Linked DNA regions of Homo sapiens: region 1 is linked to region 2. The links are chromatin contacts, found by Hi-C in ENCODE. All regions are on one chromosome and are shown on one strand. The core of a region is the stretch at or near the end of the contact, and the rest is flanking DNA. Distances in the headings are between cores, read along the strand shown. Region 1 holds the start of ECPAS (Ecm29 proteasome adaptor and scaffold). Region 2 holds the start of RAD23B (RAD23 nucleotide excision repair protein B).

The links. Hi-C counts contacts between places; a loop is a spot of excess contacts on that map. Pooled maps may share reads with other maps.
Region 1: a loop to region 2 is called in a map of naive thymus-derived CD4-positive, alpha-beta T cell, with 27 times the contacts of the local background. The contact joins the promoter of ECPAS here to the promoter of RAD23B in region 2. A Hi-C loop is called at or near these places in 2 of 168 maps with a recorded cell type or tissue (CD4-positive, alpha-beta memory T cell and naive thymus-derived CD4-positive, alpha-beta T cell), 2 of 37 single-sample maps with no recorded cell type and 9 of 50 pooled maps.

What each region holds. Positions count from the first base shown.
Region 1 is chr9:111,482,860-111,485,708 of GRCh38, reverse strand. It overlaps ECPAS (Ecm29 proteasome adaptor and scaffold), which reads left to right and starts at 1,326. Exons shown (of 50, transcript NM_001364929.1): 1 at 1,326-1,593. RefSeq lists silencers at 1,227-1,766, 1,887-2,006, 2,277-2,696.
Region 2 is chr9:107,281,844-107,284,574 of GRCh38, reverse strand. RAD23B (RAD23 nucleotide excision repair protein B) reads right to left here and starts at 1,296. Exons shown (of 10, transcript NM_002874.5): 1 at 880-1,296. The coding sequence starts at 945. RefSeq lists a silencer at 758-1,317 and an enhancer at 1,808-1,967.

The DNA.
Region 1 (2,849 bases), core at 77-2,576, 4.2 Mb before region 2:
AGGCAACATCAAATAAAAGAGGAGCATACATGAAAAAAGGGGTTGGTTAACTTAGTGTAGTATGAAGTTACAAACAAAAAAGGGTGATGGTAGTGCAGTGTTTTGAATTAACATGGAACAATGTGTGTGAAGGAATAATTGATCCAGAACTTTATTGTAGAAACCTGTCCCCATCAAAGCCATACATGGGGCTGTATATATATGTCCAGAGAAAAGGTCTTCTGCACACTTAACTGTAACTGTTAGTCATAATTTCTCTGCAGAGTGGGATGGTGGGGCTAGGAGGAAGGACTTTCACTTTTAATTTTATGATACTCCAAATCATTTGCATTTTTTTTTTACAAAAATTATGTATAATTTTTCTTTTTTTTTTCTTTTTGAGACGGAGTCTCGCTCTGTCCCCCAGGCTGGAGTGCAGTGGTGCGATCTCGGCTCACTGCAAGCTCCGCCTCCCGGGTTCAAGCGATTCTCCTACCTCAGCCTCCCGAGTAGTTGGGATTACAGGCGCGCGCCTCCACGCCCAGCTAATTTTTGTATTTTTTAATTAGAGACAGGGTTTCACCATGTTGGCCAGGCTGGTCTCGAACTCCTGACCTCGTGATCCACCCGCCTAAGCCTCCGAAAGAGCTGGGATTACAGGCGTGAGCCACCGCGCCCGGCCCAAGATCATGTATAATTTCTATAACAAAAACAATAAAGGAAATAAAAATGTCTTCAGTGTTGTACCTTGTACTTGGCCTATGTTACAACAGGAATGACATATATTCCATTTTTAAGACATTACTTAGGGCTTTATAGATTTCTGCTTTAAGGAATAAATGCAATTTCAATCTATTTAAGACTTGATTTCTTCTTATATAAAAAAAGTATCTGATCTTGTATCTAATTTGTTATGACAGTACCATCACTTAAAGTACAGCAATTATGCAACCCCTGAATTTGAATTTCATTTTGCAAGTGTACATGACCTCACGGACAAAGCGAAGGCAGAAAGTTAAAATCAGCATATCGAAAATAAATCACTCTAGTTACCGAAAAGAACATAGGGTATCTGAACAAAATCTCAGAGCTCACATAGGCATAGATACTTCCATGTGAACTTTAGGAATCTTGCCTTATCTAACTTTTGCAGGGCTGAGTGGACCCCCTGCTCCCGCTAGCCGTTTTGGGAGCACCAGCCACCTCCACACCAGAACTGGGCTGTCGGGGGCCGCTGCGGCGCAGGGGCTCGTCCGGGACTGAGTCAGCGCCGGGGCCGAGAAGTTCGGCGGGAGGCGCAGGGCGGGGCTTCCTCCCGCCGACTCCGAGCCCGGCTCTACTTTTCTGAGTCCACGTCTCTTCCTTTGGACAGGCGTGTTTCCCCAGGTCGGGCCCAGCCAACGTGACAGCCGCAGACCTCGGAAAAGGGCGCTCCGGCCCCGCCTCGAGGATTTCCCCCGGCCGCTAGGGCAGCCCGGGCCCGCTCGGCCCAGCCCCTCACGGACTGCGGCGCGCGGCTCCCCGGGGCCCGGCCCGCCGAACGCCTCGCTCTACAGCCCTCACCTCGCGGCGCCGAGCGCAGCGTCCGCGGCATGGAGACCGGCTCCGACTCAGGTCAGAGGCCCGCCCCCGGGCCGCGGGGGACTGGCCCTGCGCGCGCGGCGGCGCGGTTAGGCCGGGCCGCCCGCACAGGCCGCCGCGTGTCGAGTCCGCGCGGGGAGCGCACGCGGGGCGGGCGGCGACAGGTGGGCAGGACGAGCCGCGAGCGAGCGAGGGCGGGCGGGCGCGCGAGGGGCCCGGCGGGGGGGCCGCTGGGAGGATGGCTCAGCTCTTTCTAAATATAAAACCGGCGTGAGTTGGGCGAGCGCGGCGCGGAGTCGCAGAGCCGCCGCGCGGGCCTGGCGCACGGGGATTCGGCCGCACAGACGGCGGCGGCGGCAGCGGCAGCGGCTCCGCAGAGGCGCGAGGCTGCGGGAGCGCCCGAGTCGCGAGCTCGCGGGGGCAGCGAAGGGCGACGCTCGCGACGCGGAGGACGCAGGCGGCGGCGGCGGGCGGGCCTCGGGGCACAGCGCGGTCCGCGCCGAGTGAACGGAGGCGGCTCGCGGCCCCTGCCGCACCGCGAGCCGCGAGCCCCCCGGCCGCGCCCTGCCCCCCCAGCCCCTCCCTCGTTCCCTCCCCGGCGCAACATGGCTGCGGCCGCCGCCTCCGCCTCCCAGGATGAGCTGAGTAAGTGCCGCGGCCGAACCTGCGGCCGCGAGCCGGAACGGGCGCCGCGCGGTGCCGGGGGCCGGCGGCCGCATGAGGGCTGGGGCGCCAGGCCCGGTGGGCGGGCGGCGGCCGCGGCGTACGGGGAGCTGGGGAGCCCGGGCCTGGCGGACGGGCGGGGCGCGGACCGTCGCCGCTGGCGTTTGTAGGCCTCAGGTTTGCACCGTCACGTTGCGAAATTGAAACCGGAGCCCCGGGCGGAGCCACCTCTGCCCGCGATCCGCCCTGGCCCGGGGTCGGGGGAGCCCAGCCCCCTGCCCACTGAGCCTCGGCTGGCGGGAGGGCCGGAGCCCCGGGGTGACGGGCAGTGTCCGCCCGTCCCGTCTGACCCCGCCTGGCCCCGGGTCCCCGACGGCTGGTTGAGTTATAGAAATGGAGCTTTCGGGAAGGGGGAGAAGGTGCCTTTTTGTGACACTCTAGTAATCAGCCGAAAGGTCACGAATAGGCGGTGACCCTCAGATGGAGCAGGGAGGGCGGAGAGGGTCGCCGGTCGAACCGCAGGAGAAACCACGGGGTGACAGCGCTTTCAGAAAGGAGAGTTAGTGCCCCCTCGATCGTACGCGGTGCAGCCTTCCCGGGGACGGCGGTCCCTGTCTGGGGAGAGC
Region 2 (2,731 bases), core at 47-2,546:
GAAAAATGTATAATGTGGACTTCTGAAATGTTTAAGGCTTTAACTGCAGAAAGGATTCAAAGTTGTTGTTTTTTGTTTTTTTTTTCTTTTTTCCCCCTTGAACTGCTACTGTTTGGGGCATCGGGGGAGGGTGGCTGCAGCGTTCCAACTCCTACAATTCCAAGATTTCTAACACAGAAAACCCGTTAAATCTGAAGTTTAGTTTGAGCCTGGATGGCTGTGAAGAGCTCTAACAGCTAAAACCATCACCAAAGAGGCCTCAAAGTGCAATCTACGCAAGGGTGTGGGTTTGGTGGCGGGAGGAAGGCAGCAGAACGATTCATTTGCAAATAAAAGGGTAAACAATTCTGAGGGGAAAGGGGCAAATTCATTTTCACCACCACTCACCTCTCGGCGGCAAACGGAACCTGATACTTTTTTTTTTCTTAAGGCTCATCTTCTCGGGTTACCAACTCTGGGAACTAAGCGGCTAACCAGGTCCACACAGGGGTAGTGGCGACGCCTACGTCTCCCTCCCCCACCTGTGCACCCATACCAGAAAGCCAGGCTCTACGGCTGAGACGGCCTGGACCTTCCCATCCCCCTCCGGCCCCGCTAGCACGAGCTCCTAGGCCCAGGCCCGCGGGCGTGCGCTCCACGCCATCTGCCACCAGGCCTTCGGCGTCCGGCCACTGCTTCCCCATTCTCCTGCCACAAAGCCCACGGCCAAGACAGGAGGATCGGCTCCGCTGTACGCCGCCAGGGCCGGCACCAGGACCCAGGGCCCTCATCGCGCCCTCCGGGGCTTCCCCCGCTGGAGCGCGCCGCCCGGCCCCACGAGCTCCTGGCGCTCCCCGCGGCCCGCACGCGGCTGCCCCTGCCCCCGGCCCGCGCGCATACCGTCTCCTCGGGGTCAATGTCTATCTTGAAGGTCTGCTGCTGGAGGGTCTTCAGGGTGACCTGCATGGTGCCGCCGCGCAGCTCGGCTGCCGGGCCTGCGCCGGGTGCTGGCCGCTGGGCGGGGTCTGTGGCCTGGCGGGGCCCCGGGGTCGCCCGCGCTCCTCGCGCTCTGGGGAGGAAGGCGGTGGGGGTGGGGGCTTGTCACATTCGCCCAGCGGAGCGGCCTCTCCCCCAGCCCGTGCCCCGGACCGCGCCGCTGCCTCCGCGACTGCGGCCTTCCCCGCGAACTCGGGCCGCCGTGCTTCCTCACGCGCCGAGCGCCAGCCACGGAGTCTGCAGAAGGCGCGAGGGGGTCGGCGAGACAAGCAGGGAATCCGCTAGCTCACCACAGGATGGTGGCCGCCATCATCGTGACTCGCCGAGACGTGCCCCCTCCCCCACGCGAAAAACCTGGGGGGATGGGGCCGGGCGGGCGAAGCGCGCAGGCGTGGGGTGCGGCGACGCTTTGCGCCGGCGCGGCCGAGGACTCCGCCCCAGAATTGGGGGCGGGGCGGAAGGCGGTCCTGGAATGTCGGCGGCCTGGACCCGGATTACGCAGGCGCGTTCCGTGGGCGGCAAGGGCTCCTGGGGCTTCCTCCTAGCGACTATTGCTGGGGCGTTCTCTCCGGCTGCCGCGGCTCCGCCTCTGTGCAGGCTCCGCCCGGCTGCCGAAGTTACGCAATGTGTAGCCCGGGAAGCGCTTCGTGGAGACCCGGCAGAGTGGATGCGGAGCCCTGGAGCGGGGGAGTAATCGGGGCGGAGTTTAAGTGAAAGGATGGCGGTAACCACAGTCTGGGGGCCAGCACCCGCGGGGCGCTTGCTGCGGGGCTCAGCCCTGGGGGTGTCGACTGATTCTTTAATCCCGACAGCACAGACTCCTGAGCTGGACTGCCCGAGTTCAAATATTGTTTTTTCTCACTAGCCTAAACAGATGGACCGATTTAAAATGAAGGTCAAGTTCTGTCACACCTCGGGGTAGAACTGTCCAGTGTTTCCCCATCTAGCCCCGAGTTAAAGTCAGAGTTATTAGAACGGATGCATTAGCCCCTCGCCTTTCTCCGAGTCGCCTTACTCTCCCCACTGGTGGATTCTAGGTTGCCCCCGGCTCCCTTAACATCCTTGCTCAGATATTGCCTTCTTGGTGAGGTCTGTTCTGGCTGCCTTACTTAAAATCCCAACTTCCTATCTCTGTTATCCTGCTCTGTTTTCTTGTATAGCGGGTATCCCTTTATAATTACCCTGTAATGTACGTATCTCTTGTTTATCATCTTTCTCCTTTTCCTGTGAACCCCAGACTGAAGCTGCACAGAGGCAAAGATTTTGCTGTGTTCACCCATGAACATGCCTGGCACATTGCAGGTGCACGGTAAATATTTGTGGAATGGGTGAATGTGCTTCTGGATCCTCAGCAGTAGAATGAGAATAATAATGTCACTCATTGATTATTGGAGGGGGAAGTTGAATATTGTATGTAAAATCATGATAAACAGTCTGTAAGCAGTTAGCTATTAGTAGAAAGTCCGTTTACAGATAGAAAACTGAAGTACAGAGATGTTGAGTAATGCACCTGGAATAACCCAGCCAGTAGTAAATGGCAAATCCACAATGTGACCTCAGACAGAATGACTCCAGAGTCTGTGTCCCAGGGTGTGCCACTATTCCCCTGTTTTTTGTTTTAAAGATTATTCTTATTTTTTTAAAGCGTCTGACTGTCATCCACGCTGGAGCGCTGTAGCACAAACACGGCTCACTGCAGCGTCAACCTCCTGAGCTCAAGAGATCCTTCCACCTCAGCCTCTTGAGTAGCTGGGAC